Regions from separate parts of the Homo sapiens genome. Here regions 2 and 3 are each linked to region 1. Evidence: read pairs that join two places in POLR2A ChIA-PET (ENCODE). Cell type or tissue: OCI-LY7. All regions are shown on one strand. Links, peaks and the distances in the headings refer to the core of each region. The heading gives the core; the rest is flanking DNA. Region 1 overlaps DTNB (dystrobrevin beta). Region 2 holds the start of LOC124900608 (a long non-coding RNA gene). Region 3 holds the start of GAREM2 (GRB2 associated regulator of MAPK1 subtype 2).

The links. Peaks named below come from ENCODE experiments on the same cell type or tissue, not always from the same donor. Only the 100,000 strongest peaks of a DNase experiment are listed, where the experiment ranks them.
Region 2: POLR2A ChIA-PET joins it to region 1 with 5 read pairs; 3 of 35 experiments call an interaction of 5 or more read pairs at or near these places.
Region 3: POLR2A ChIA-PET joins it to region 1 with 5 read pairs; 2 of 35 experiments call an interaction of 5 or more read pairs at or near these places.

What each region holds. Positions count from the first base shown.
Region 1 is chr2:25,507,635-25,517,707 of GRCh38, reverse strand. All of the region lies in intron 9 of DTNB (dystrobrevin beta), which reads left to right. Among named protein-coding and RNA genes, the nearest start is that of DTNB-AS1, 92 kb to the right of the region's middle. In OCI-LY7, for the core only: no CTCF peak of the experiment used is centred there; no DNase peak of the experiment used is centred there; H3K4me3 peaks cover 670 bases; H3K27ac peaks cover 818 bases.
Region 2 is chr2:25,431,648-25,441,720 of GRCh38, reverse strand. DTNB (dystrobrevin beta) reads left to right here. Exons shown (of 21, transcript NM_021907.5): 13 at 7,726-7,811; 14 at 8,722-8,835. It overlaps LOC124900608 (a long non-coding RNA gene), which reads right to left and starts at 8,620. Exons shown (of 2, transcript XR_007086247.1): 1 at 1,327-8,620; 2 at 86-1,236. In OCI-LY7, for the core only: no CTCF peak of the experiment used is centred there; no DNase peak of the experiment used is centred there.
Region 3 is chr2:26,170,643-26,180,715 of GRCh38, reverse strand. GAREM2 (GRB2 associated regulator of MAPK1 subtype 2) reads right to left here and starts at 7,628. Exons shown (of 6, transcript NM_001168241.2): 1 at 7,384-7,628; 2 at 4,232-4,372. The coding sequence starts at 7,495. RefSeq lists enhancers at 475-1,390, 1,391-2,306, 4,628-5,166 and a silencer at 1,551-1,670. In OCI-LY7, for the core only: no CTCF peak of the experiment used is centred there; no DNase peak of the experiment used is centred there.

The DNA.
Region 1 (10,073 bases), core at 2,812-7,811:
TGCTTTCAGTTCTTTTGTATGTATTCCTGGTAGTGGGATTGCTGGATCATATGTTCAATTTTTAATTGTTTGAGGATTCGAGGAACCCTCATATTGTTTTTTACAGAGATTGCACCATTTTATAATCTCACTAGTACTGCAAAAGAGTTCCAACTTTGCACATCCTTGCCAACACTTGTTATTCTATGTTGATTTGTTTTTATAGTAGCCATCGTAATGGGTATGGAGTAATATCTCATTGTGATTTTGATTTGTCTTTTTTTTTGAGGTGTAATTTATGTTCTGTAAATTTCACCCACTGTGACAGTTAAATTATTTTCAGTTAATTTATACAATTTTGCAACCATTGCCACCATCCTGTTTAAGAATATTTCCATCATCCAAAAAGTTCCCTCCTATCCATTTGTAGTCAATCCCAGCTCCCACTTCCAGCCCTAAGGCAATCACCAAACTACTTCCTGCTTTTTCTAGAAATTACACATAAACAGAATCGTACAATATGTAGTCTTTTGTTTCTGACTTATTTCATTTAGCATAATATTTTTGGGGTTTATCCATTTGTTTCAAGAATAAATAGGTCATTCTTTTTAATGTTGAAAATATCCTTTGCATGAATAGATCACATTTTGTTATCCATTCACCAGTTGATGAACATTGGTCTCATTTTTAGTTTTTGACTCTTATGAATAACGCTGCTATGAACATTCATGTCTTTCTGTAGACATATGTTTTCATTTGTCTTTAGTACATATCTGGGAGTAGAACTGCTGAGTCATGCAGTGCAAGCATATATTTAACTTTTTTATTTTTTTTTTGGATACAGGGTTTTGCTGTTGTTGCCCAGGCTGGAGTGCAATGGCACGGTCTTTGGCTCATTGTAACTTCTGTCTCCTGGGTTCAAGTGATTCTCCTTCCTCAGCCTACCAGATAGCTGGGATTACAGGCGCCCACCACCACGCCCAGCTAATTTTTGTATTTTTAGTAGAGACGGGGTTTCACCATGTTGGCCAGGCTGGTCTCGAACTCCTGACCTCAGGTGATCTGCTTGCCTCAGCCTCCCAAAGTGCTGGGATTACAGGCGTGAGCCACCATGCCCAGCCAAGGGTATGTTGAATATTTTAAGAAACTGCCAAACTGTTTTCTAAAGTGATGGGAGGCCGGGCACGGTGGCTCACACCTGTAATCCCAGCACTTTGGGAGTCTGGGGTGGGAGGATTGCTTGAGGCCAGGAGTTCGAGACCAACATGGGCAACATGGCAAAACCCCGTCTCTACTTAAAAAAGATACAAAAAAATTAGCGGGGTGGGGTGATGCATGCCTGTGGTCCCAGCTACTCAGGTGGCTGAGGTAGAAGGATGACTTGAGCCTGGGAGGTTGAGGCTGCAGTGAGCCAGGATTATACCACTGCACTCCAGCCTGGATGACAGAGTGAAACCCTGTCTCAACAAAGAAAGAAAGAAAGTGACAGGACTATTTTACAGTCCCACCAGCAATACTTAAGAGTTCCAGTCTCTCCACATTCTCATCAGCACTTGGTATATTGTCATTCTTTGGACTATAGCCATCCTAGTTAGTGAGTGGTAGGATCTTACTGTAGTTTTAATTCGTATTTCCCTAATGACTAATGATATTGAGTACCTTATCATGTACATATTAACCATCCACATATCTTCTTTGGTACAATTGTCTATTTAGATATTTTGCCTACTTAAAAATATTTACATAAACTTTTTATTTTAGTTTTAGATTTACAGAAGTTTCATAAATAGGACAGAGTTTCTGTACACCCTGCACTTAGTTTCCCCTGTTGTTAACATCTTAGAAATGAAGCAGCCAGGCGCAGTGGCTCATGCCTGTAATCCCAGCACTTTGGGAGGCCGAGGCAGGTGGATCAGCTGAGGTCAGGAGTTCGAGACCAGCCTGGCCAACATGGTGAAACCCCATCTCTACTAAAAATACAAAAAATTAGCCGGGCATGGTGGCGGGCTCCTGTAATCCCAGCTACTCAGGAGGCTTAGGCAGGAGAATTGCTCGGGAGGTTGTAGTGAGCCGAGATTGCGCCATTGCACTCTAGCCTGAGCAAGAAGAACAAGACTCAGTCTTAAATAAATAAATAAATAAATAAATAAATAAATGCATGGATATCCACTTGTCTAAGCACCAGTTGTTGAAAAGACCATTCCTTGCACCATTGAGTTGTCTTGCCATCTTTGTCAAAATCAACCGACTATAAATATGAGTTTATTTCTCAATTCTGTCCCATTGACCTATGTGTGTATCTGTCCTTATAGCTGTACCATATGATCTTGGTTACTATAACTTAACAGTAAGTTTTGAAATTGGGTAGTGTAAGTTCTCTTCTTTTTCAAAATTGTTTTGGGTATTTTAATCCTTTGCATTTCCACACACATTTTAGTCTATACCTGTCAATTTTAACAAAAGATTTTGATAGGGATTCTATTAAATCTGTTGAGCAATTCTCCTCTTCTTCCTTCTCATACTCTACCTTTCTTCTCCCTTGTTTTTTTTCGGTGTGTTTGTTCTGCTTTTTGTTTTTCTTGCCTTCTGTGTTTGCATTGAGTCCTGTATAGGGCACAGTCATCTTCTATGTATAACAAATCCTTAGCAGTAGCCACAACTGTGGATATATTCCCTTTGATTCAACCCACTTTTATATCCTGCTTAATGATAATAATGTCAATGAAAAATCCTTTTAAGATTTTTCAGCTGGGCGCGGTGACTCACGCCTGTAATCCCAGCACTTTGGGAGGCCAAGGCAGGCGGATCAGTTTAGGTCAGGAGTTGGAGACCAGCCTGGCCAACACGGTGAAACCTCATCTCTACTAAAAATACAAAAATTAGCCAGGCGTGGAGGTGGGGCCTGCAATCCCAGCTACTCAGGAGGCTGAGGCACAAGAATCGCTTGAATTCGGGAGGTGGAGGTTTCAGTAGCCGAGAGCCACTGCACTCCAGCGTGGGTGACAGAGCAAGACTCTGTCCCCACCAAAAAAAAAAAAAAAAAAAAAGATTTTTTTCAAAGATGTTTCTTTTTATGTGAACTTACAATACAAATCATCTGTTCCTAAAAGGGTGTTAGATGTATGCAAAGAAAATTCAGAGATGAAAATTCAGATCTAGTAAATTCGTTTAGCACTACAATATATTTGTCCTATGACATAACCCAGCACATGTCTTTTTTTGTTTTTGTGGGGGGTGGGGGGGCTTTTATCCCTTCAGTGACTTCCCCTTACACTTAAAAGCCGAAGTCTATACAATGGTCTACAAGGCCCCATAAAATCTGGTTCCTGGCAACCTCTCTAACTTTATTTCCTGCCACTTTCCCATTGCTCTATCCTCCTTTGTTATTCTGGTTTTGTTCCTTGCAAATACCAAGTGTGCGTCCACCTCAGGGCCTTTGCAACTACTGGTTCCTTTGCCTGATGTGCCCCTCATCCTCATACTCACATGGCTTATTTGTTTATGTTATTCAGATCTCTCCTTAAATGTTAGCTTCTCAGAGATACTTTCTGTAACTTTTTTATCTAAAATAGCACCATCAGTCACTCTGTTTCCTCTTACCTTGTTTCAGTTTCTGCATGACACTTGCCATTATATGACATTTTAAAAATTCATTTTTGTATTTGTTTATAATCTCTACCCTATTAGACTGTAAGTTCTTTGAAAGCAAGGCTTTTTTTTTTTTTTTCCCCACCAAACTCATTTTACTGCCAGAGACAAGGACTTTATTTTACTTCCTGCTCTATCTCCCTATCTGGCGTGGGTCTGGCAGATAGTAGATCTTAAATACTTACAGAATGCATAACTGCATGTGTATCTATATGTGTTCATGACTTACTAATAGTAGTGATATTCATGAGGCATTCAGGTTATTAAATGATATCAGTGTGTCAGAATGAGGCAGGCTTTATTTCTTGTGGGGTTTTTTTTTTTTTTTTGGTTGTTTTGTTTTGTTTTTTCTTTGAGATGGAGTTTTGCTCTGTCACCCAGGCTGGATGAAGTGCAGTGGTGTGATCTCGGGTTACTGCAACCTCCACCTCCTGGGTTCAAGCAGTTCTCCTGCCTCAGCCTTCCAAGTAGCTAGGACTACGGACACCCGCAGCCATGCCCAGCTAATTTTTTTGTATTTTTAGTAGAGACGGGGTTTCACCATGTTGGCCGGCTAGTTTCAAACTGCCGACCCCAAGTGATCGCCTGCCTCGGCCTCCCAAAGTGCTAGGATTACAGGCGTGAGCCACCAAGCCCGACCTATTTCCTGTGTTTTTACAGTGCTAGACCAATAATTCAAAAATTGAAGTTGAAAGCAATGGTTCTCTAGTTCATTATGATTGTTTTAAAAATCCTTAAAAAGTAATCATTCATAGTATTGGAGAAATTTGCTTCTCTTTGACATTTATTTCTTCCCTATCTAAACCTAAGTTATACCTGTAATATAATTTCATGCAGACATTGAGCCTCAGGATTGTATTTCATTTGAATGGAATTTCTTAATAGGATTTGTATACTGACTGCAATTTAGAATAATTTGAATATTTCTCCGCACCTTTGCAAGTCTTCACATTGCCCACTTTTGACTGGTGCCTGAGTTTAGAACCTGCTGTGTTAGCTCTCTTTCATTCTTCTCAAAACTCTGATCTGTCTACATATTTCTAACAAATTAATCTTCTTGAGTCACTGCCTTTGTCATATTACTTCCCTATTTAAAAATCTACAAAACCTCACTGCCTGTAGAATGAAGGAGGCACTCCTCGTGCTGGAATTCAAGGCCTGTGTAATCGGGACCCACCTTACTTTTGGAATCTTATCTTCTACTACTAATTTATGGAGGACAAAGCCTCTGCTCTGCCAGACCTGCTGCCTTCCTACCCTTTAAAACTTTATTGCCCTTTCCACCAAGCTAGCTCATGATGTCCCAGCCCGGCTACCTGCTTTCCTGAATGTCCTACTTGTCTCTTTCAGATTTACAGGTTTTCTATATCCTGGAGTCCAGTTTAAATCCTGGTATGTCCATGCAACCTTCCTTAAACCCTCCAAGTAGCTAACTCATATGGATCTCTTCTTTGCATTCCTAAATTCCTTGAGCTCTTATTGTTTTATCAGTCATTTGATCATCCAATAAAATGCTATCTCTTTCCTTAAGGATTTCTTGAGTATGTATTAAACCAGGACTTCTTGAAGATTGTAAGCACTTTCTTTGCACCTTCAACTTTTTAAGGGCTGGGATTGTACATCTTTAGTGCCTGGCAGATTCCATGTGTTTGTGGGACTGAACTTTATACTGATTTGTGTTTCTAGAGGATGGAGCACAATTGTAAATTCTAGTTGAATTAGGTTAAATTCAGCAACTTTCTTGTAGTCCCTCTGTTCAAGGTCACATTATAGGACCTTGCTTGTTGATTTGGTATGCTTTTGCTGGTCCTACTGACGCTTTGGAAGGCAACCAAAGAGTAGTTACTCAAACTGTAAAAATCTGTATTTTTTATGAGTTTTTGGAGAGAAGTTTGTCTTTTACTACCAGAAATAATCCTGGAAGTCAAGATAAGGTTGGAATAAGGCATCTCCTTTGGTGTAAAGTGGCCCTTTTCTTTTGTCTCGCTTTTTCCCCTTTGGATCATGTTAATGGAATAATCCTAAGGGTAAAACTGGAGACTTTGGCTCCAAGCATGAATTTAAAGAAATGTTCAGTTAAATTGTATTGAATAATCTACATCCTTGGTTTTTCACTTTTTTAAATAGAATTGTTTTGGAATTTAAGGGACTTCTTTTTTCCCTTTAGTTATTTCTTCTAAGCTGTGACCACCTCATGTTTAATTCTATATAAATCCAGCTGTTATTTTTCACTCATTTCCTGTGTCCAGTTTATCACAAGGAAAACATTCTTGTGAAGAGCTTCTCCATAGAGTTTATTGAGATGAATTTTTAAAGTCTTCATTTTGAGAAATTGATTAAACTGCTACTGATGTTATCTGAGTGAGCTCAGCCCTATTGAAAGCTTAAAATCTAAAACTGATACTGTATGAAGTATCAGTTCCATATGGAAGCATTAAAAAAGTAACCCGATTGGGCGCGGTGGCTCACGCCTCTAATCCCAGCACTTTGGGAGGCCGAGGCAGGTGGATCACCTGAGGTCAGGAGTTCGAGACCAGCCTGACCAATATGATGAAACCCCATCTCTACTAAAAATAGAAAAATTAGCTGGGCATGGTGGTAGGCGCCTGTAATCCCAGCTACTTGGGAGGCTGATATAGGAGTATCGTTTTAACCCAGGAGGTGGAGGTTGCAGTGAGTCAAGATCGCGCATTGCACTCCAGCCTGGCCAGCAAGAACGAAACTCCATCTCAAAAAAAAAGTAACCTTAAATTTGAACCAACGTGAATTTAGGGTATGAAACTGATTTATATTGACATAATCTATGCATTTCTCACATAAATGAAGTGAATAAATACAAATAAATGGTACGATGCTGAACAAAAGAATACCTTTTAAGAAAATCTTTTGTGTTTCCATATAGGTTTAGGACATTAATATGTATTGTTCATCTGGTTGTGTGGGCACTCTAATTTATAAGCTGATCACCTCAAATTCCCTCTCACATTTACCAAGTTGTCAGGTAGGAAACATAAACATTTTATTCCTGCCCCTTTGAGAAAATCAGCGTAGAAGCATGTTATAATTTATAATTACAAAGAACAAAGGCCTAAAAGAGAAATTCCTAACCACAGGCCCACTTTCACATGGGTTTGAAACCAGAATTTATACCATATTTTTAGCCCCCAAATCCCAACTCAGGAATTTAATTAAATTTAAAGCTTCTCTATTTGGGTGGTGCTCCCAGAAACCTGTCAGAAGCAAACATAAATTCTCTTTGTAGAAAGGCACTTAAGCTGGGCGTGGTGGCTCACGCCTGTAATCCCAGCACTTTGGGAGGCCAAGGCAGGCAGATCACTTGAGGTCAGGAGTTCGAGACCAGCCTGGCCAACATGGTGAAACCCTGTCTTTACTAAAAATACAAAAATTAGCTGGGTGTGGTGGCGGGTGCCTGTAATCCCAGCTACATGGGAGGCTGAGGCAGGAGAATTGCTTGAATCTGGGAGGTGGAGGTTGCAGTGAGCCGAGATCGCATCACTGTACTCCATTCTGGGCAATAGAGCGAGACTCCATCTCAAAAAAAAAAAAGAAGAAGAAAGGCACTTAAAAACCTCAGCCTTGAGTAATCTCCACAGATAAGTTCCAAGGAACTTGAACTCACGTAAGAAAAAAATAAGCTGGCCTGTGTAAGAATTAACAGGAACAATACATTAAAGTCCTACAAAGAGTGTGAACTATCAAATACAGCATATAAAGTAAATATTTTTTTAAAAAAGGAGTATGTTAAAAGTATAAAGTATGGAGAAACAAAAGAATATAAAAATTACCAGAAAATCTGAAAAGGAATCAAATAAAACTAGGAATTAAAAAAAAAATAGAAACCTCAATTAGATAAGGTAAATATCAGATTAGATTTAGAGATTATAAACCTACAGATAATTGGAATTCCAGAAGGACAAAATAAAAAAAATTCTTGGTAAGGCCAAAAGATAATGAATGGAAATTGTCCCAAGTTCATAGCAGTGGTCAACAAATCTTAATTAAGAATCTAGGCCGGGCATGGTGGCTCATGCCTGTAATCCCAGCACTTTGAGAGGTCAAGGTGGGCAGATCACTTGAGGTCAGGCGTTCGAGACCAGGCTGGCCAACATGGTGAAGCCCCATCTCTACTAAAAATACAAAAATTAGCCAGGTGTGGTGATGCGTGCCTGTAGTCCCAGCTACTTGGGAGACTGAAGCACAAGAATCACTTGAACCCAAGAGATGGAGGTTGCAATTGAGCTGAGATCGCACCACTGCACTCCAGCCTAGGCGACAGAGCAACACTCTGTCTCAAAAAAAAAAAAAAAAAAAAAGAATCTAAAAGAAAATTCATACCTACACACATCATAGTAAAGCTAGAGGACCCCAGAGACAAAGAAAAGATACTAAAAACAAATAGAAGATTATTTACAAAGAATTGACAATTTCACAGAGAGCTGACTTCTGAAGAGCAACATTAGAAACCAAAGGAGAGTGGAATACGATCTTCCAAGAACTGAGAGGAAAATAATAATCCTAAAATTGTATACCCAGTGAGAAAATACCTGTCAAGAAAGGCAAAGACAAAAACATTTGCAGATGAATAAAAATGCTCACTACTAAAGGAACCTCGCTAAAGGAATTTGTAAAGGGTATGTTTCGAGGAGAAGGAAAATGATCTTAGGCATTTGACAAAATTCAACCCTCAATTCACATTTTTAAAAACTCTCAGAAAGTTAGGAATAGAGGGTACCTTCTCAATCTGAAAATGCACATCTATGAAAAACCTACCTAGCTACCATCATACTTAATGTTAAAAGACTGAACATTTTACCTTAATATTGGGAACAATGCAAGAATGTCACTCTTAGTGCATCTATTCAGCATTTTACTAGTGATCCTAGCTAGTGCAGTAATACGAGAAAAAGAAATTAAAGGCATTCAGATCGAAAAGGAAATATTAAAATTTTCTTTATTCATAGATGACGTGATTGTGTACATAGAAAATGCTAAGGAATCTACAAAGCAAAGTACTAGAACTAACAAAGTTAGCAGTATTGCAGGACATAGATCACTTTAAAAAAATCAGTGGCATTTCTGTATATTAGCAGCAATTAGGAAATGAAATTTTAAAAAGCAATACCATTTATAATAGCATTGAGAAACATAACGTAGGAATACATATAATGAAATATGTGCAAGATGTGTAAACTAAATACTACAAAGTATTGCTGAAAGAAATTTTAGGGCCGGGTGCAGTGGCTCACGCCTATAATCCCAGCACTTTGGGAGGCTGAGGTGGGTGGATCACCCGAAGTTGGGAGTTTGAGACCAGCCTGACCAACATGGAGAAACCCTGTCTCTACTAAAAATAAAAAATTAGCCCGGCGTGGTGGTGCACACCTGTAATCCCAGTTTCTCGGCAGGCTGAGGTGGGAGTATCGCTTGAACCCGGGAGGCGGAGGTTGTGGTGAGCCAAGATCATGACGTTGCACTCCAGTGTGGGCAACAAGAGCGAAACTCCATCTCAAAAAAATAAAAAACAAAGAGCGAAACTCCATCTCAAAAAAAAAAAAACAAACAAAAAAGAAATGTTAAAAGCCCTAAATAAATGAAGAGGTATACCATATTTATAAATTGGAAGGCCAGTGGTATACCTAGCATATTTGACATTCAGAATGGATCATATTTAACAGCCCTTTCCTTTATATGTCAAAATTGTTAGTAATTATCATGAAATGAAACAGATAATTACTGATTCCTGCTTTTGTCTTATTATTCCTTTCGTTATCTTCAGATTTTCTCTGTTTATCAGTCATTCAGCAAATATTTATTGGGCACTTAATATGTTCCAGGCCTCACTTAAAGAAAAACAGACAAAACAATCTTTGCTCTCATGAAGCTTGTTTTTTAGTGGTGGGAAACAGGCAAAAATCTTAATAAATAAATAAATTATATATTAGAAGGTAATAAGTGCTATATAGAACAGCAAAATAGGGAAAGAGGGATGGGCAGTATTGGAGGTCTAGTGGGTTGCCATTTTTAATAATTGCTTTAGGCCTTAATGAAAAGTGACATTTGAACATCAGCTTGAAGGAGGTGATGGAGTTACCCTTTTGGGTATCTGGAGGAAGAGCATTCCTTGCCAAAGGAACAGGCTGGGCAAAGGCCCTGCAGCCAAAGCATACCTAGCATGTTTAAGGAACATCAAAAAGCTGGTAGAGGGGGAGTTAAATTAGCAAGAGGGAAATGAAATCAAAGATATTATGAGGGCTAGATGGTAGAGGGTCTTATATGCCATTGTAAGGACTAAGTGACAAGAGGATGTGTTTGGATTGCTTTGACTGATCTGACTTCCATTTTAAAAGGATGTTCTTTCTGGCCGCTGTAGAGAATAGACTAAAGCAGAGTCAGGATGGAAGGAAGGAGTCAGCTTTTGAAAAAGG
Region 2 (10,073 bases), core at 2,528-7,527, 76 kb after region 1:
AGTTTTTGTTAAGACCCTGTTAAGTGTTTTGTTTATTACTTCAGAGGTGATCAAGAAACTTCTTGAAAGAGCAAATTCTGCTTAATGGCATGAGAGCTCCATGAAGGAATTTATTAGATACACCCTGATTCTCCACTGCCCTAACACACGATACTGAGTTGCTAATGTCCACATTCAGCACCAGGGGAAATTCGTGCATCACATGACATCGCCTCATTAAAGCTGTCAGCATAACTTTACCAAACAAGTTATATAACAACCAAGAAGCCACTGGTACAGGATAATATTCAGAATGTGACATGTAAAAATTGCAATAAGTAGAATATATTTTTTATGTTGTTGAACAAAAGAAAATTGAAAGAATTAAAGCAATCCAAGGGCCTAGAAGCAAGTGAATTCTCTGATACCTGTGAGTAAGGCTACTTTAGGACAGCCCATGAATCCATTCCTCGGGTTGTTCTGAGCTCCTTGAGAAATGGCCCCAACTGGGTTTTTGGAGTGAACCTGGTTCAATACAGATTGCCTTAGGATGTTCACTGAAAGTTTCGGCTTGCTCTGGACTCCCAGAAAACGTTCAAAGAATCGGGTTGTTACACAGGTGGTTTCATTGTAAGGATGAAAGGAATAGGTTTGGGGAAGTAAATCACTGAGTTGAAGCTTCAGAGATGTCCTTCCACGTGAACCAGGAACCACTCAGGATCCAGGAATCAGTTTATTTGCCTTGAGGTCTTCTGGGTTGAAGCAAAGAGAGGGGAAAGGTAGGCCTGTAGGTGAATGACTTGGTACCCAGTAGGAGTCCTGTTACCTGTACCACAGGTTGGTCAGCAATCAAAAGCTGGCTTAAAATATTTCTGCAGATGTCTGCTGACGTCTGTAGGGGTGATTGTTTTCAAGAATTTGCATTAAAATACTTGAGAGAGAAATAAAATATGGGATAGATGAAGCAAATGTGTCAAAAATCTTTGTAACTGTTTAACCTAGTTTGAGTATATGGAAATACATTATTTTCTCTCCTTTTGCCTATGTTAAAAATACTGTTACTACATTTTTAAATAAGTTAAAATAGGGAACCACAAAAATGATACCTATATACTTGAACATTTCTCTGCATGTCCTCATGTATATTTGGATGTAGGACCAAGCCCATTCACTGAGTGTAGGTCCTCTGGAGCTCCAGGTTGTCTCCTTTGCACAAAATGTTCTCACATGTTGCAAGTTCAGCTTCCTTTTTCAGTCCTTTACAATGAAATGAGAACTTACTAACTTACGATGCAAGAGTACAAAATTTCTCTTTATAATTTTTCCAAATCTTTACAGCTGTCTTACCTTCAGCTAAGTCAGTGCCATTTTATTCTAGAAGCCCATCTCTATGGAGTCTCCAACTCATTCAACTTGGTTTTCCTAGAAATAGAAACCCTCTTTTCATCCTCGTATCTCACTGGTTTATTTGTTATTTAATTAGATGACATAATTGCAAGTGCATTTGTTCCAGTGAGGAACAGACGAGTCTTGTTAAGCACGCAAGCTGTGTTTTCCACAGGAAGCCGAGACCCTTCCAGTATACCTGCTATGCTCACTAAGTAGAGATCAATTAAGAGGCCTTCAGCTTTAGTTTTTTTTCTGGGCATCTTTTGCTCTAGATGCTACAACCCCCGAGTTGCTCACTGGACCTGGGAACTTCCTTGAGTTTTAGTGGTGTGAACATAATGCTTTGACTACCAAGATTCTAGAATTTTATTAAACCCCAGAACCATGTGTCCTCCTTATGAGTAAGCTTTGCAGTGTTTATCTTCAGTTTAAGAGTTCTGCCTTTGCTACTTGCTGGATTTACACATAAGAGGTGTATAATAAGTTTATTAGATACAATTTTATTTTGAGTTATAATTATCAGCATTTGTAGAGCATTGTGCTGCCTCCTACATTATATCATTAAATCCTCTCCACATCACTTTCACTAAATATTCCCATTTTATAGACAAGAAAATAAAGGTATAGTAAAATAACTCAATGTGGCACAGCCAGAAAGTAGCAAAGCTAGGATTACTAATTCGTCTCCCTACTTTCATTCCTCTCCTACTACACTAAATTCTCCACCGAGTAGCCAAAGCAATGTTTATTTTTTAAACCTTATTTTAAAAGTTTTAGATTTACAGAAAAATTTCAAAGATAGTACAGAGAGTTCTCTATAATCTACACCCAGTTTCCCCTATTATTATTTTGAGACGGGGTCTCACTCTGTCACTCAGACTGGAGTGCAGTGGTGTGATCTCAGCTCACTGCAGCCTCAACCTCCCAGGCTTAAGCAATCCTCCCACCTCAGCCCCCTAGTAGCTGGGACTACAGGCACGCGCCACCAAGCCTGGTTAATTTTTTTTGTATTTTTTGTAGAGTAGGGGTTTTGCCGTGTTGACCAGGCTGGTCTCGAACTCCTGGCCTCAAATGACCTCCCACCTCTGTCTCCCAGAGTGCTGGGATTACAGGAGTGAGCAACCCAGCCAAGTTTCCCCTGTTATTAACATCTTGAATTAGTATGGTACATTCATTGCAATTAGTGAAGCAATATTGATACATTATTATTAACTAAAGTCCATACTTTATTCATATTTTCTAAGTTTTTACCTAATGTCCTTCTTCTGTTCCATCCAGGATACATTACATTTAGTTGTCATGTCATCTTAGGCTCCTCTTAGCTGTGACAGTTTCTCTGACTTTCCTTGTTTTTGATGACCATGACAATTTTTAGGAGTACTAGTCAGATATAGACTGTCTAATAACTGTAATTTGTCCGATGTTTATCTCTTGATTAGAACTGGGGTTATGGGTTTGGGAAAGGAAAAGGTAAAGTGCCATTTTCATCATGGCGTATCAAGAGGTACCTACTATCAACATGAGTTGTCACTGTTGATGCTGACCTTGATCACCTGGCTGTGGCAGTGTTCGTCAGGTTTCTCCAACATAAAGTTATTCCTTTTCCTTTCCACACAGACTCTTCGGAAGGAAGTCACTATGCACAGGCTTCTCTTAAGGAATGGGGAGTTAGGCTTCACCTCCTTGAGGGCAGAGTATGTCCATACCTTATTTGGAATTCTTCTGTATGGGAAATTTGTCTGTTCTTCCCCATGTATTAAATTACTCAGCCACTTATTTATGTAAATGTAGAACAGTGTTTTTAACACATATAATCAAATTTCATATTCCCCTGCCCAGAATCCTACAGTGGCTTCACACCACATTCAGAATGAAATGGAAACTCCTCTCCATGGCTCAGAGGCCCTGTATGGTCTAGACCAAGCTTGTCCAACCCATGGCCTGTGGGCTGCATGCAGCCCAGGATGGCTTTGAATGTGGCCCAACAAAAATTCATACATTTTCTTAAAACATTATGAGATTTTTTTGTGATTTGTGTATTTATTTATTTATTTATTTTTAGCTCATCAGCTATCATTAGTTTTTTTGTGTGTGGCCCAAGACACAGTTCTTCCAGTGTGGCCCAGGGAAGCCAAAAGATTGGATACCCCTGGTCTAGACCCTTCATCTCCCCGTGCCTCGCTCTTACCACAGCTTCCTTCCCTCCGTCAGCACTGATCTGAACACCCCAAGCCCAAGCAGCTGCAGGGCCTTGCATTTGCCCTTCTTTCTGCCCAGCAGGCCTTCCCTCAGACCTTCACCTGGTTGGCTTCCTCACTTCATTGAGTCTCTGAGAGCCCTTTCATCACCACCTCATTTAAAAAGAATTTTCTGTCCCGGTTCACTGTTTCCTTACCCTGCATTTCTTTATTGCATTATCCCTGCTGATGTCTATATTTATTTTTTGGGTTTCTTATTTTTCTCCCAGTGTAATCTGAGCTCCATGGGGGTGGGGCTATTCACCAGAACATCCCTAACTGGTAGAGCAGTGCCTGGCACATAGTAGGAGCTCAGGAAGTATCTGTTGAATAAATGTGTGAACTACTTATTTTTTGAAAGAAATCATCTTCATGTCTCTCTGGCCAAAGCATCCTATGTCTTTATGAACTGGATCAACAAAGTCTCCTATGTTGTTATGAAATCATTCCCGTCTTTTTCCCTTCAGTGTCCTGAAGGCATTTTAGGAAGAGACTTGGCTTTTTTCTTCTTCTTCTTCTTAATGAGCACTATGGTGTTTAAGATTGTAAATAAAAGCTGAGTGCGGTGGCTCATGCCTGTAACCCCAGCACTCGGGAAGGCCGAGGTGAGCAGATCACTTGAGGTCAGGAGTTTGAGACCAGCCTAGCCAACATGGTGAAACCCTGTCCCTACTTAAAACACAAAAATTAGCCAGGCATGGTGGCACATGCTGATAATCCCAGCTACTCAGGAGGCTGAGGCAGGAAAATCGCTTGAACCCAGGAGGCGGAGGCTGCAGTGAACCGAGATCATGCCACTGCACTCCAGCTTGGGCGACACAGCAAGATTCTGTCTCAAAAAAAAAAAAAAGTACATAGATAAAAGTTCTAAGTTTCTGTTATTTGATGTATACTTGACTGTATTTAAAGTTTGATTGAGTGAGATAAGCCATCACTGGACACTCATCACTGAGGAGTCCTGCCGGGACACCAGCTGCCCCTAGGGGAACTGCTGCCTCAGGATTGGAACCTTCCTCCACCCCTACTTCTTTATATTTGCATTACAGTGCTTCTTGGAGCCAACCAGTCTTACCTGATTAGGAATCTCTGTTGATAATGACTTGATTCCTATATTAACCTCCTCTGTGGAAGATCCCTTGGCTTTGCAGTTACTCAAAACCAGAAAGCTTCTCTAGATACTTCCAGAGAAGTGCCACAGGGCTTCTTTTCATCATCATATGAAGCAAATTTCTTTCAGAGCTTACCTCCTGACCCATAATTTTCCCTCGTCTCACTCTATTAAGCAGCTGTTACTTTTAGCTCCAGTTTTCAGGAATTGCAAACCTGTTCTTCACAGCCAGCCTCAGTCTCAAGCAAGCTACTTTTCTGAGACTCAACTCAGGCTCTCACAAGACTGACTACAATATAGAAAATTTACTCAGTAGGCTGCCAGTCCATGCTTCTCTGGAGGAAGAAAAATCATCTTGGTTTTTTTTTTCTTTTAAAAAAGAAAAACACTTGATAATTTGGTAAAAAGCCTCTTACCCAGATTTGCTATGCTGTTTTGCCCTTGTTTATTTAGAAACTGCCACATGAAAAGACTTACTGAATCTTCATGCTCTAGACAGGAAACAAGGTCTTCATGGTACAACATGTTTCAGGCAGAGCCAAGAGTGTACAGAGTGAAGCAGGGTCATCGTGGAGCCCTCAGTGAGAGCTGCCTTTCTGGTTAATCAATAAAAGGGAGCCACCACCTACTCATGTTCATTGGCTACCATATTCTTTTTTTTTTCTTTTTTCCCCAGATGGAGTCTCGCTCTGTCACCCAGGCTGGAGTGCAGTGGCACAATCTCAGCTCACTATAACCACCACCTCCCAGGTTCAAGCAATTCTTCTGCCTCAGCCTCCCAAGTAGCTGAGATTACAGGCGCCCACCACCACACCTGGCTAATTTTTGTATTTTTACTAGAGACAAGGTTTCACCATGTTGGCCATGCTGGTCTTGAACTCCTGACCTCATGATCCTCCTGCCTCGGCTTCCCGAAGTGCTGGATTACAAGTGTGAGCCACCGCACCTGCTGGCTACCATATTCTTAAAGGAGTTAACAAGGGTCAGAAATATCAGTGGATATGCAAATCACAATCACATAATTTCTCCACAAAACATATACAAATGGCCAGTAAGCACATGAAAGTACGCTCAACATACTAGTCATTGGGGAAATACGAATTGCCTTACAATGAGATACCACTTCACACCCATTAGGATGATGTGGAAAAAATAGAACCTTGATACATTGCTGGCAGGAATGTAAAATAATACAGTCACTTTTGAAAACAGTTTGGCAGTTTCTCAAAAGGCAGTTACCATATGACCCAGTAATTCCATTCCTAGGTACGTACACAAGAGAAATAATAACATAACTCAACATACATGCTCAAAGCAGCACTATTCAAAACAGCTGAAAAGTGGTAACAACCCAAATGTTCATCAGCTGATGAATGGGTAAACAAATAGTGGTATATCCATGTAATGGAATATTATTCAGCTGTAAAAGGGAATGAAGTACTGATATGTGGTACAACATGGGTGAACTTTAAAAACATTTTGCTAAGTGAAAAAAGATAGACATAAAAGGTCAATATTGTATGGCTCCATTTATATGAAATATCCAGAATAGGCAAATTCATAGAGATGGATAATGGAGGTCAAGGGCGAGGGAAGGGGGATGGGGAATGACTACTTAATGGGTATGCTGTTTCTTTTTGGGGTGGTGGCTTCACAACCTCATGAATACATTAAAACTACTGAATTCGGCCAAGCCTGATGGCTCACACCTGTAATCCCAGGACTTTGGGAGGCCAAGGTGGGTGGATTATTTGAGGTCAGGAGTTTGAGACCAGCCTCGCCAATATGGTGAAACCCTGTCTCTACTAAAAATACAAACAATGAGCTGAGCATGGTGGTGCACACCTGTAGTCCCAGCTACCCGGGAGGCTGAGGCAGGAGAATTGCTTGAACTCGGGAGGCAGAGGTTGCAGTGAACTAAGATCATGCCGTTGCAGTCCAGCCTGGTGACAGAGTGAGACTCTGTCTCAAAAAGGAAAAAAAATTACTGAATTATATGCTTTTTAAAAGTGGATTTTATGGTAGGAAAATTATATCTTAATTTTTAAAAAATTTACTATTGAGAACTTGATACCTACTAGGATGGTTAAAAGAAAAAAGTAGTAAGTAAATAAAAAATAAAAAGTAAATAAAACAACAGGTGTTGGTGAAGATGTAGAGAAATTGGAAATCTCATTTATTATTAATGCAATTGTAAAATGGTACAGCCACTTTAGAAAGCAGTTTGGGAGTTCCTCAGATGTTAATTATAGTTATCATATAATTCAGCAATTTTACTCCTAGGTGTCTACCCAAGAGAAATGAAAACATACATAGACAAATACTTGTGAATGAAAGTTCATAGCATCTTCATTTGTAATAACCAAAAGCTGGAAACAATAGATAATAACCAAAAGCTGGAAACAATAGAATACTATACAGCAATAAAAAAGAAGGGACTACTAGGCCAGGCACGGTGGCATGTGCCTTTAGTCCCATCTACTCAGAGGCCAAGGTGAGAGCCCAGGAGTTCAAGAGTGCAGTGAGCTGTGATCATGCCACTGCATCCTGCATACCAGCCTGTGTGATAGAGCAAGACCTTATCTCAAAAAAAAAAAAAAAAAAAAAAGACTAGTTCATGGAAAAACATGAATTAACCCCAAAAACATTATGCCAAGTGGAAGCCAGAAACCAAAGACTATGTGTTTATATGAAGTTTCTAGAAAAGGCAGAACTATAGACAGAAAGCAGACGCATGGCTGCCTGAGGTTGGGGGTGGGAGTGGCGACTGGTGACAAACTGGCATGAGGGAATTTTTTGCGGTGATGGAAAATGTTCTAAAACTGGACTGTGGTGATTGGTTGCACAACTGTTTAAATTTACTAAGACTCATTGAATTGTATACTTAAAACGGGTGGATTTATGATATGTAAATTATATGTCAAAAATCTTTTTTAAAAATCAGTCAATCTAGAACTCTGGGTATATTTGGATCAGAAAAAAAAAAACTTTCTCCCGACTTCCCCACTTTAGACTCGTCCTCCCACTGACTTGAGCTTTAACTTTGATGCCAACAAACAACAAAGACAGCTTATTGCAGAACTGGAAAACAAAAACAGGTAAGAACGCAGAGGCTGAGCCCACTTCCAGAGTCCAGGATTATCACGTGCGTATCTGATTCTCATTTTCCTTGGATACTAGGTGGCTTTTGACCGCCAAGGAAGACCTTGCCTCAGTGAACCTAGGCTAGCCCAAGTCCAGGGAATGCCCTGGACGCTGATTTGTGTCTGTCTGCATGCTGTTGATTCTGGTAGTCCACAGCTCTGCTCACCTGCCCTCGGGGGATTCCTTTTAGCAGGGCCTCCTCCCACCCATCCGTGTGACCCCCTCTCACAATTGCGTTTTCCACTCTGCTTCCCAGCAACATTTTGCTGTATCTAGTCATCTTGTCCTGACCCATTATGCTATGTAGGACTGTCTGGTCTCTCCTTAAAAAAAAAAAAAAATTAATGCCATTTAACGGCACAGAGAGCAGACAGCACACCATTATGTACTGAAAGGTAGAAGCCAGGATGTGGAGACCCGACCTAAGGTAACAGGCATAGATAGAAGCAACATAGCTGTCTACTGGGGCATCGGGGACAGAGGGAAGGAAGGGGCAGGGAAGGATTAAGGGAAGTCAGCACAGGACCTGCATTAGGAGGTTGCAAGGAGTTCCCTTTTCCTCCTGCCTGAGTGGAACGGAGTAAATAAAGTATTCTGGCTGTAATTTTCCTTTCTTGGAGATTTTTCAGGTCCTTGAGAAGAGTATTTTTATGACTTTTTCCACCACAAAGGATTGCTTTGTTGAGGAAATGTCAGGTGAAGCAGTATTGAGAAGGTGTCCATTTCACCTCTTGGCCATTTGGAAGCAATCAAAACAAGATTGGTAGAGGAGGCACTGCTAGAGTTGAAAAGTTGTAATAGGGAAAGAGGGAGCGTGAGTGAGAAGCACTGTGCAGCCCCTTTCCGTTCACCCATCCTCTCTAGAGAGATCCTGCAGGAGATTCAGCGTCTCCGCCTGGAACACGAGCAGGCCTCCCAGCCCACCCCTGAGAAGGCACAGCAGAACCCCACGCTGCTGGCAGAGCTGCGGCTGCTGAGGTGAGTAGGGACACTCTACCACTTGCCACATGTAATCTACTATGGATGGAACTTATCTGAGGAAACCAAAGGAGTGGGGTAGAATCTGTTGTTCAGTATAAACAATCCTGTGAGCGCAGACCACTGAAGAGTTCACCCATTCTGTTGCTGCTTCAGATGTCTGGGTTCCATTAGAGATCACTCTAAGAATGTCAGCCATTATCACAGAACTTGGTAAATACCAGTCTCCCAGCTCCAGGACCAGCAGGGCACTGTTTATACTTCTGTGATTGCTTTAAGAAGACCACTGTGCTGCAGTCTGTCTCTTAACTTGCTAATTTGTCTGACTTTAGAGACACTTGGCGGGAAGAATGCTTTGCCTTTGCTGTGAGTATATTCTCCTGGCACTTTACAGTCAATGCAGGGCTCTGCCGAAGGAGAAGGATGCTTCCTGTGCGCATCTCTGAGACATGAAACCCTTGCACCATGGCTTCTAAACAAAGTGTCTCAAGAATCAGGAAACTAAGGACATAGGATGAGAATGGGAATAGAGAGCAGCGTCACCACCATGTTTGATGGTGTTTTGGAGGGAATGGGGAAGTCTTCACAGAAGTGATCTGATCCATTGTTAGGGTCTTATTGCCTATGAGCCTTAGAAAGGGGTGTGTGTGTGTGTGTGTGTGTGTGTGTGTGTGTGTGTACGCACTCTTCTGTAAGTTAAGACATTATGGAAACTACATTTAGTGACTTCTCACCAGATTTCTAGATTTTCAAATAGTGGATTCTTTCTGTTTAGGTTGATTTTTAATTTGCTATCATCTAGGATTCTGTGTAGCCTCTTGTTTCTTTTCCCAGAGAATGGAGATTATTGTTTTCTGTAGATGTTCTACTGTTTAGATTTATATCATCAATAAAAGTTGTCATAGTAGAGTCATAAAGAATTTAAACTGTGCAGGTGAAAAAAAATCATTAGATGTATAGAGATTTTCGTTCTCTTAAAAACTTATTTTAGTTTCTCAATGTAGTTAGGCTGAGATTTGGGTGGCTCTGTGGTTTACTGCTGCAAGTCTGTGGTGTTAGTACAGCTGGTGTCGTACTAGGGAGGATGGGAACACAAATGCTGCTGACTTGGGCAGAGTGTAAGTCTAGGCTGTTGGCGTAAGATGCACCTGTTGTCTAGTGCCTGGTTTTATATCTAGAAAAGCAAAAAGGCCTGTCATCCTGAGTCTAACTGTTGCTGAAACTGGATTGCTGAAAGT
Region 3 (10,073 bases), core at 1,002-6,001, 660 kb before region 1:
GAACCTGGAAGGCAGAGGTTGCAGTGAGCTGAGATCACACCACTGCTCTCCAGCCTGGGCAACAGAGCGAGACTCTGTCTCAAAAAAGAAAAGAAAAGAAAAGGAGATGGCAGAGCTGTTAACCAAAACTGGGAACCCAGAAGAAACATGTTGTGGGGCCAAGGCAGATCCTGGAGAGGCCAAGAAAGGGGCCTTCAGGTGGTGCTCCTAGGGTGGGTGCCACCAGTGAAATAGACTGGCCAGTGAAATAGACTGAAGGTCACCAGCCCACAGGTGGCAGCCTCGGCTGTGAGGCAAGTGAGATGGCTCAGGGAAGAGGAAGAGCAGGGGGCTTGACCCTTTGGGGATGTTCATCCCAGAAAAATGCCCACACTGTGCTCCTAGCATGAACACACACACAATTGTGTGTTCAGTGCTGGGGGTTCCTGGAGACCCCTAAACCCAGCGAGAGACCCAGATGAAGACACCCATGGTGCAGGGTTAGAGGAGCAGAGGTCAGGGCCTGAAGCATCATCACGGAGCAGGGAGAGAAATGAGAGCCCAGAACAAGGGGAAATGACTAGGAGAACGCTGGCGGGGGAGCCCCCAGGCCTGCCCTCCCCGCCCTGGGACCCTCCTGGGAAGAGGCCTCTGAAGTGCCACAGCCCTAGAGGGCAACAGAGGAAAAATGTGGAGGGGGGCAGGCAAGAAGCAGGGGTCTAGGACTTGGGAAGCAGGAACTGCAGGCACTGAGTAGCCTCCTCCCCTCACTCCCGCCTCCTCCCCCAAGTCCACACACAACCCCCACCCCCGCCCCTGCCCCAACCACAAGTAGCCAGGCAGGGAGCAATGCCCACTGCCCCCTGTGGGGCGACTTGGAGCCAAGTCAGGGCTGGAGCTGGGGGAGGATGTGGCAGGAAAGATCGATGTAACCATGGCATCCAGCACCATCCCCCTCCGCGGCAGCCTGAAGCCCAGCGCCGGTCATTACTGCGGGAGGAAGGAAGGGAGCCCTCCAGGGAGTGATGCTCTGGACCCTGGAAGCCTTTTCCTCCCCGCCAGCCCAGGGGCGGCTTCCTCTCCTGCCTCCCCCTGTATGGAACCTGAGGTCCCCCACGGCTCTAAGGACCTGCTCCATCCTGACCTGCCCCTCCTCCTTGTCCTTGCCCTCAGAGCACATGGCTGCCTCGCTCCTCCCTTCCAGCCCCAAGCACCTGAGGGCTGTGGCAGGGGATTGCTGACCACCCTTCTCCATGCCTGCCCCACAGCACACACTCAGTAAAGAACGTGGGTAAAAGCTCAGGCTTTGGAGTGCGACAAATCTGGCTGAATCCCACCCTGCCACTAGCCAGCTGTGTGACCTTGGGCAAATTATTTAATCTCTCTGGGCTTCGGATTTCCCGTCTGTAAAATGGAAACATCCTAGTTGGGCCAGAGGCGCATCTGCCAAATGCTGAGCAGGAAACAAGGCCAACACTGGGGAAGTGGCACCATGCTCAGGGAAGACGCCTGGCCCCTCCCGCAGGGCCAGGGGCGGGGGCTGGGACGGGGGACAGTACGGGGCCAGGCCAGGTCTCCCTGACTCCCGGAGCAGAGCGCCGCAGCCTGGAGACCGAGTCACCCCGCAGTGCCTTCAGCCCCACCCGGCGCGAGTCGCCGTCCTCCTCCCTCCACGGCCTTCCCCTCGGCTCTCTCCGCGGTCCGCAGCCGGCCACCCCCGCCCGCCCGAGCGCCATTATTAATTCATTAGGAGAAATCAGCGTGGAGCCCAGCCGTGCACTCAGCGCCTCCTCGTTAACCCGCCGGCCTTCGCCCTCCTAGGGGCCTCTGCCTCCGCCTCCGCCTCCTCCTCCCCTCCCCCGTGCGGGCGGACAGAAGCAGCCCCGCGAAAAGATGGGGCTGGGGCCGCGCCCCCCAAGACCACCACCCCTCCAAGACCACCACCGTACACAGGCACGCAGGGGCGCCAGAGAGATGGGAGGAAGAGCTAGGAGCCCCCGGACCCACGGTTCCCTGGGAGACTGTGCCTTGGGTTCCCAGAGTTTTAATGACACAACCAAAATGAAGTCCCTAAAGTCACGTTTTTTTCAGTGAGGGATTTTCCCAACCTTTCTTTTTCTCTTTTCTTTTTAATTTTTATTTATTTTAGAAACACCATCTTGCTCTGTCTCCCAGGCTGGAATGCAGGGGTACCATCATAACTCACTGTAGGCTCAACCTCCTGGACTAAAGGGATCCCCCCCACCTGGCTTCAGTATCCCCAGTAGCCAGACTACAGGCCTGCGCCACCACGCCTAGCTAATTTATTTGTTGTTGGGGGGGGGGGTTGTTTGTTTTTGTTTTTGTTTGTTCTCGCTATGTTGCCCAGGCTGGCCTGGAACTCCTGGCCTCAAAGGAGCCTCCTGTCTCAGCAAAGCACTAGGATTACATATAAGAGCCACTGCTCAGGCAACTTTTGCTTTTTTTATCCCAAGAAGACCTGGGACCTCCCCCTGAACCAAGCTTGGAAATTTCTAGCTTGAGCAGGCCCCCAGTGGGCTCCAAGCCCAAGATAGAACCCCAGGTCAGAAAGAAATCTGAGTGAGTTTCCACATCTTTTAAGGGTTTGGGGGGTGGAGTACACAGGTACCAACTTCACAGGCTGTAAAAGACAGAAGCCTCTGTAAAGGGCTCAGTCCTGTCCTCCTGGCTCAGGGAGACCCAGGGCCAGAGGAGGCAGGGGTACCTGTGAAGAAGCAATGGGACCTTCCCAGCCTTGGTGAGGGGGTTGTCAGGAGCAGCTGGGCACAGCAGTTAAAAACACAGAACTGGGCTGGGTTTGGTGGCTGACACCTGTAATTCCAGCACTTTGGGAGGCCAAGGCGGCCGGATCACTTGAGGTCAGGAGTTTGAGACCAGCCTGGCCAACATGGTGAAACCCTGTCTCTACTAAAAATACAAAAATTAGCAGAGAGTGGTGGCAGGCACCTGTAATCCCAGCTACTTGGTAGGCCGAGGCAGGAGAATCCCTTGAACCTCGGAGGCAGTGAGCCAAGATGGCGCCTCTCCTCTCCAGCCTGAGCAACAGAAAACACACACACACACACAGAACTGGGCCTGGCCCAGTGACTCACACCTATAATCCCAGCACTCTGGGAGACTGAGGCAGGAGGCTTCATTGAGACCAGGAGTTTGAGACCATCCTGGGCAACATAAGGAGACCATCTCTAAAAACACAAAAAATGAAATAAAAAACATGGCACTGGGCAAGCCACTGAAACTCCTGGAGCCTCAGTTTCCTGGTGAGTTAAATGGAGTTGACAAGACTTTCTCATCAGGTTGCCATGAGGATGAAATGGCAAAAATGTTCGGCCCAGCATATGGCATGCAGCACATGCTTAACACATGGCAGATGTGGGATCCGGGGCTCACACGGGGACGTCTCTGGGATGGGGCCACCAGACTCCCATCCCTCCCACACAGGGGACAGCAACCACACGCTCCTGGTGTAGTGCAGCAGACACCAGCCCTCAGTTGAGATACCTGGATCTGGCCAGGCTCTTCCTTTCCTAGATGTGTGACACGGGGCAAGTCACCTCCTCCCCCAAGCCTTCCGTTTCATCATCTGTAAAAGGAAGGGGCTGTACTCTGTTTTGGTAACAGAATCCTTTCTTCAAACAAAATCTTATTATATGTCAACGTCACGTATAAAACTAATAAAGGTAGTCCATTAGCATAATCTTTAGAAGTCTAAAATTTTTAATATTCACTTATAAAGTCAACCAATGGAAACAATAGGTTTAACGCAAAAATTGGGAAAAACAGGATCAGCGCGGAGAGGTGCAGCCATGTAACCAGCTTGGGCATTCGCTGGTTTCTGCGGTATTTGGTTGCGCGGTACAGAAAAGGTCCTGGCAGGACATGTTCTCTTGGAGGGTCTGCACAAAGATGGCTAAGCGTGGCAGCCGAAGGTATACCCTGAAGGCCTCTGATTAGGGTTAAGCTCTGATGTGTAGTAATTTAAGAGTGTGGGTATTTTTTAATCATTAGTTTCAAATCTACTTTAAAATAAAATGTGAATCAAAAAACCTGTGAGCCACCTCTCCAGAAACCCAGAGTGCCACAGAACAGAATGAAAACTGCTGGGCTCTGACTCCAACCCTAACCCTAATCACCGCCTCGCTAGTCCCAGCGTTCCCCCTACCCCTGGCCCCAGTCCCTCCTGCCTACACCCCCCTACAGGCTTTATGACATCTGTCCTGGCTGGACACACCTGGGTACTGCAGGGGGATGTCGATCTTGGGCCCGATGACATAGTGGCCCTCCTCCAGGGTATGAGCTGTCACCGTTGTCCACTGCCGGCAGGAGTGGATGAGCAGGATGTCTCGCTCACTGACGCCCTCGGCGTACTCCCCTGGGAAGGGGGAGGAGGACAGAGGATGAGGGGAAGGAAGACAGGACATTAGAAGGGGCAGAAAGAACAGATAGTGACGTCCTCACCAAGACCGCCCCCCTGAGGGACAGCTCCACACAATCCCTGTCCAGGTCAGCAAAGCTCAAGGGACAGGCGGGCTGCCAGCTGGGGCCTGGGGCTGTGGGGCTGGCTGTGAGCCTCTCAGGGCTGTGACTCCCGACGGGGCCCCTCGTTCATCAGTGGCTGGAATGCCTGCTGTCCCTGGCTCTGAGCTGGAGCAGGGGGAGCTCCCCATGGATGAGCCCAGACCAGCCCCTGCCCTCCAGGAGCCCTTAGGCCCCTGGGGAGGTGGGCAGAGATGTACCAGAGACTAGGCAAGTTTGAGGCACTGACTGGAGTATGTCTGGGGACCCGGAGGGCAGCAGTAGGCTCCAGCTGGGGGTGTGGTGGCGAAGGGAGACTTTATTGAGCAGGAGATGCTGGAGCTGTGCTTCCCAGTCAGGGCCTAGGCCCTGCAAGAAGGGCCCTACTGGGGCAGTGGAGAGGGCCCGGACGGGACTGTCCCTTATAAGGTCCCAGCTGTGAGAGCTCCCCCAGAGCCACGGGTCGCTCAGGTCAGGAGAATGACAGGGCTTAGAGCAGCTGATTACTGCCTCTCCCAAGGGCAGCCCTTCCTTTCCACCCACTGCCTTGTTCAGGGGACCTCGAAGGAGAGGGGGGGAGTCCCCAGAAACCCCCAACCCCATCTCAGAGAAGCCACCCACTGCCTTGTCAAGGGGACCTCGAAGGAGAGGGGGGAGTCCCCAGAAACCCCCAACCCCATCTCAGAGAAGCAGCTCCTTGACACCCCCTCCCCACGCCCCCTCATCCTCCCAGTTACAGGGGTGACGGCTGAGGGTTGGAGGGGTTGAGAGAGCAGGTTTAGAAGGCAGGAGTGGGAGGCCCAGCCCTGGGGCCTGGGGGAAGCTGCTCTGGGGCAGAGGTGTTGGGAGTTGGGAGGGGTCTGGGCCTGGAGGCGCCAACCCCAGCAACGGTTTCCAGGGGAGCAGGAGGGGCAGCCCAGCTTCCAGGAGGCAGAAGGGGCTGTGTCCGGGCTGCAGCTGGTGGGGAGGGTGGGGGTAGGGAGTACCTCCTTCCTTTCTCCTTCAGGCACAACTTACAAAATTTCTGCCAATCAAATGGGAAATGGTTTACTCTGATGGCTGGGGGCTCCATAAAATGTGTACATGTGGGGTAGGCGTGTGTGTGTATGTGTGTGTGTGTGTGTGGCAGGGTGGCGGGCGGTTCAAGACGCACAGGAAGGGCCTGGCCCCCACTATGTGTGTGTTGGGGGTGTTGTCTAAGCTTTCCCCTGTACCTCCTCACCTCCGGGGGCCCAAGAAGCTCTCCTCCAACTCTGCTCCCTCCTCTGAGAGCTGTCCTGGGTCCTAGCCCCATCTTCACAGCCACATGGGCACACAGCAGTAATCATGGCTCATGACCACCAACAGCTGAACCACAATAGCCCACAGTGACAGATGCTTGTCACCCAAACAACATAACTCAGTCTCCGGCCAAGGGGCCCCTCCCAAATGCACAGGCACACAGGGACCTACCCTTCAAGCCATACAATTCTGACCAGACATTCACACCCTGATGGTGACCCAGCCATAGCCACACACTGTCACACACAACAGACAGCTGGGCCATCACACCAGTTGTTCATTCACTCACCCATTCATTCAATCCATAATCTTTATTGGGCAAGGATGCCTGGTCTCAAGGAGCCCACAGCCAGGTCTAAAGACAATAAACTGACTGACCATTATAATGGGGTGCACAGTAGGAGACAAGCCAGAGTTGGCATGAGGTGGCCGGGGAGCCCAAAGGAGGCCCTACGCAGACCGAGGAGCTCAGAAAAGCTGCCCAGAAAGGGGAGATGCCAAAAAGGATGTGTGGGAAGTGGCCAGAAGACCCCAGGGCAGCGACCTCCATTCACAGGCAGACACAGTACCACACTCTGACCACTCGGCCGCGAGCCAGAGAACTAGACGCTGGCCTGCCCGACGGCGGGGCGCCGATGCTCCCCCATGAGCCTGCTCCCGGGACAGCTGACGCCCACTGTGCCCACTCCTGGCCGCCACGGAGGAGGGGCTGCCGGGCCCCACGGGGAGACGAGGAGCCTGCGGCCGCGGGCCCCATTAGCATTCATGGAAGCGAGTGTGCCAACGCGGGCCAAACCCCTATTCTTCTCACACACAAAACCCCCGGCCTGGCTGCCAGCCCCGGCTACCGCCCATCCCCCAACCAAGCAGCACCCCCCTCCCCCCAAACGGTCCCCTCGCTCCATGCAGCCTCCGGGCGTACCCTCTCGGGCCCCCATGCGTGGTTCCATCAGCCGAGCGGCTGGGGGCCCCAGGTCCTATTAAGAAGTGGGACAAGATTCGGGGGAGGGCCGGGAGTTTGGGGGTCACGCCGGGCAGCAGACCCGGCTCCCGCCGGCCTCTCCCGAAGGTGGCCTGCCCGCCCCAGGACCGAGGCTGCTCCTAGGGAAGAGAAAGGAGGTGCAAGAAGGGTCCCCAGAGGGGCGGAGCAGGACTAGGGGTGGCGGTAAGGGGAAGACAGAGTCCGGGTCCCAGGGATGAGGGAAGACAGAGGTGAGAGGCCAGGGACAAAGGGACCAAGGGGGCGCGGCCGGGGCGGGGGGCCCAGGGGCAGCGGGGGAAAGGGGGGCAACCGACGGGGCGGGAGCAGGGGCTCGGCCCCTTTCCGGACTCCAGCTGGGCGGGAAAACTCTGTCCCGGGCCCTGTCCCCGGTGTCTGTGCCTGTGCTTGTCCGCGGGGCCCAGGAGGCGGACCTGGCGGGTGGGCCCCGCGTCTCCCGGGAGGCGCGCCAGGAACCGCTCGGGGCCCACGCCGGGGAGCTGGGAGGGTGCGGGTGCCGCACCCTCCTCACGATCCCTCTGGCCCCTGGCTGGAGAGCCCACCATTTCCCCGCGGACCCCGGTCCCCATCTCCAGCGACCCCGGTACCTGGCCCAAGGCAGGCGAGCGTGGGCAGGCGGCAGCGGCTGACGATGAGGTCGAGCGGGAAGGCGCCCATGCTCCAGCGCAGGCCGGCCAGCCCGGCCGCCAGCTTCTCCATGGCATGGGCGCCCCGGGGCCGCCGTCCCGGGGCCCCGACGGTCAGTCCCGCGCGGCCCAGGCTCTCGCGCCCGCCGCCACCTCCCGGGGCCGCCGCGGCGCTCGCCGCCTGGCAGCCCCGCCGGGCCGCGGGCGTCACGTGGCCGGCCTCCCCGCAGGGCGCCGACCCCGGCCCCGCCCCCGGGCCCCGCCCCCTCCTCCCGGACCCCGGCCCCCTCCTCCCGGACCCCCGCCCCCTGCTCTGTCCGCCCCGACCCGGACTCGCCGCCGGACCCACCCCCGGACCTCCGCCCCCAGCCCTGTCCGCCCTGCCCCGCCCCGGCCCCCTCTCCTCGGACCCCGTCCCCGCGCCCCCTTCTGGGACCCCGGGTCCCCAGCCCCGCGCTCCGTCCGCCCGCCCCTGCCCCCGCTCCCCGGCCCCCACCCGCCGCTGCCGCCAAGCCCCGCCTCCCCTCCCGCCAGCTTCCCCGCGCCCAGGTGACGGCGGGTGATGGAGGACCCCAGGGCGGGCGCCTGGAGGGACAACGAAGTCCCGAGCGGCATCTGCGGAGTCGGCGCGGGGTCGGCCTCCTCCTTCTGGCTGGGTGTGTCCGGGCCCCGCCGCTCCCCCTCGTGCTGGCCTCCCGGAGGCCGCGCCCACCCGCGCCCTGTCCTGCTCCGCCGCCCAAAGCTCGGGTTCTGAATTCTGCTCTTCCAGGACCTTCATCACCTCCGGCTCCGTGGAGCTGGGCGAGGCAGCCTCCTTAACCCCATTTTACTGATGAGCAAACTGAGGGGCAGAGGTCAGGTGGCAGCCAGGACTTCAACCTAGGTTGGACTTCAACCCAGATTTGACTCCAACCCTACTGCCCAAGAGCACCCTACAGCGCCCCACCATAGAGCACCTTCCACGTTCCCAGCGCCCCCTTAGCCGATAGCCCTGTGTCATGTAAACCGGCGCTCCAACCCTTCCACAGCACGCGGTGTGGACTGCGTCCATTCTGCAGATGAGGAGGCCGAGGTTCGAGGGCGTAACCGGTGCTGCGGTCTCCTCTCGGATCATTACAAGAACCGCCTTCCTCCCCCACCGCCACCATCCCTTCTCTCTTTTCCTTCTCTTTTTTTGAGACTGGGTCTCACTCTATCACCCAGCCTGGAGTGCAGTGGCGCGATCTCGGCTCACTGCAACCCCCACCTCCCGGGCTCAAGCGATCCTCCCACCTCAGCCTGCGGAGTAGCTGGGATGACAGGCACCTGCCACCACTCCTGGCTAATTTTTTTGTATTTTTAGTAGAGACGGCGTTTCACCATGTTGGCCAGGCTGGTCTTGAACTCCTGACCTCAAGCGATCCTCCCGACTCGGCCTCCCAAAGTGCTGGACTTACAGGCGTAAGCCACCGCGCCCAGCCTTCGTTCCCTTCTTTTAATTTGCGTTTCCTTTTCTGCTGTCCTCACCTCTTCCTTCCAAGCCCCCTGGACTCCAGCTCGGGGCCTCCCTTTGGGACCCCCTTCCCAGAAGCTTAGATGGCCTCGGCCTCGGCCTCGCCCTCTCTGTGTCTGCGGCGCCCTCTGCAGGTAATTGGGGGATGATGCGGGCCTGGCTGATCTCGCGGAGCCAGCGGGCCTTAGTCCCTAGGCTGCTCCCTCACGGGAGTGTAGTGGCACGATCTCGGCTCACTGCAACCTCCGCCCCGCAGGTTCAAGCAATTCTCCTGCCTCAGCTTCCTGAGTAGCTGGAATTACATATGTAGCTGGGATTACAGACAAGCACCACCATGCCCGGCTAATTTTTCACCTGGCTAATTTTTGTATTTTTAGTAGAGACAGGGTTTCGCCATGTTGGCCAGGCTGGTCTCGAACTCCGAACTCAAGTGATCCACCCGCCTCGATCCATCAGTCCTCAGCCTCGGTACCCCCGGAAGAACCCCACCAAATACAAACAAAACCCTCTCTTCTGAGGTGACTGACACCTGGCATCTTATGGCTCGAACCCCATGAGAAATGGCAGCCGACAAGATGAACACCACTTCTCAGCGAGAAGAGACGTTTTAGATCAGTGGTTCAATCCTCAACTGCTGCAGAGGAAAAAACTGAGACTCCAAGAGCAGAAATGCTTTGCTCTAAGGTCACACGGCAAGAAAGAGGCAGCGCTGCGACCAGAAGGCAGGACCCCCACCTACCAACTTGACCGAGGCCCTTCCCCAGCCTGGCCCAAACCCAGCCCGCTCACCCTGGCCAGGGAGGAGCTGCTCACCCCGGTGACTCAGGCAGCCCAGATGGACTCCGCTCTCCTGAGTCTGTAGGGGTGGGGTGGGTTCTTTCCCAGGGAAGTGGGAAGGTGAAGCCTGGCAGGAGAAGAAAAGAAAATACAGTGAAAATATAGGAGTCTTAAGAAGGGAATGGGCCAGGCGCGGTGGCTCACACCTGTAATCTCAACAGTTTGGCAGGCCAAGGCAGGTGGATCACTTGAGGTCAGGAGTTCGAGACCAGCCTGGCCAACATGGTGAAACCCTGTCTCTACTAAAAATACAAAAATTATCCAGGCAAAAAATTAGCCGGGCATGGTGGTGCTTGTCTGCCACTCCAGGTACATCTGTAAT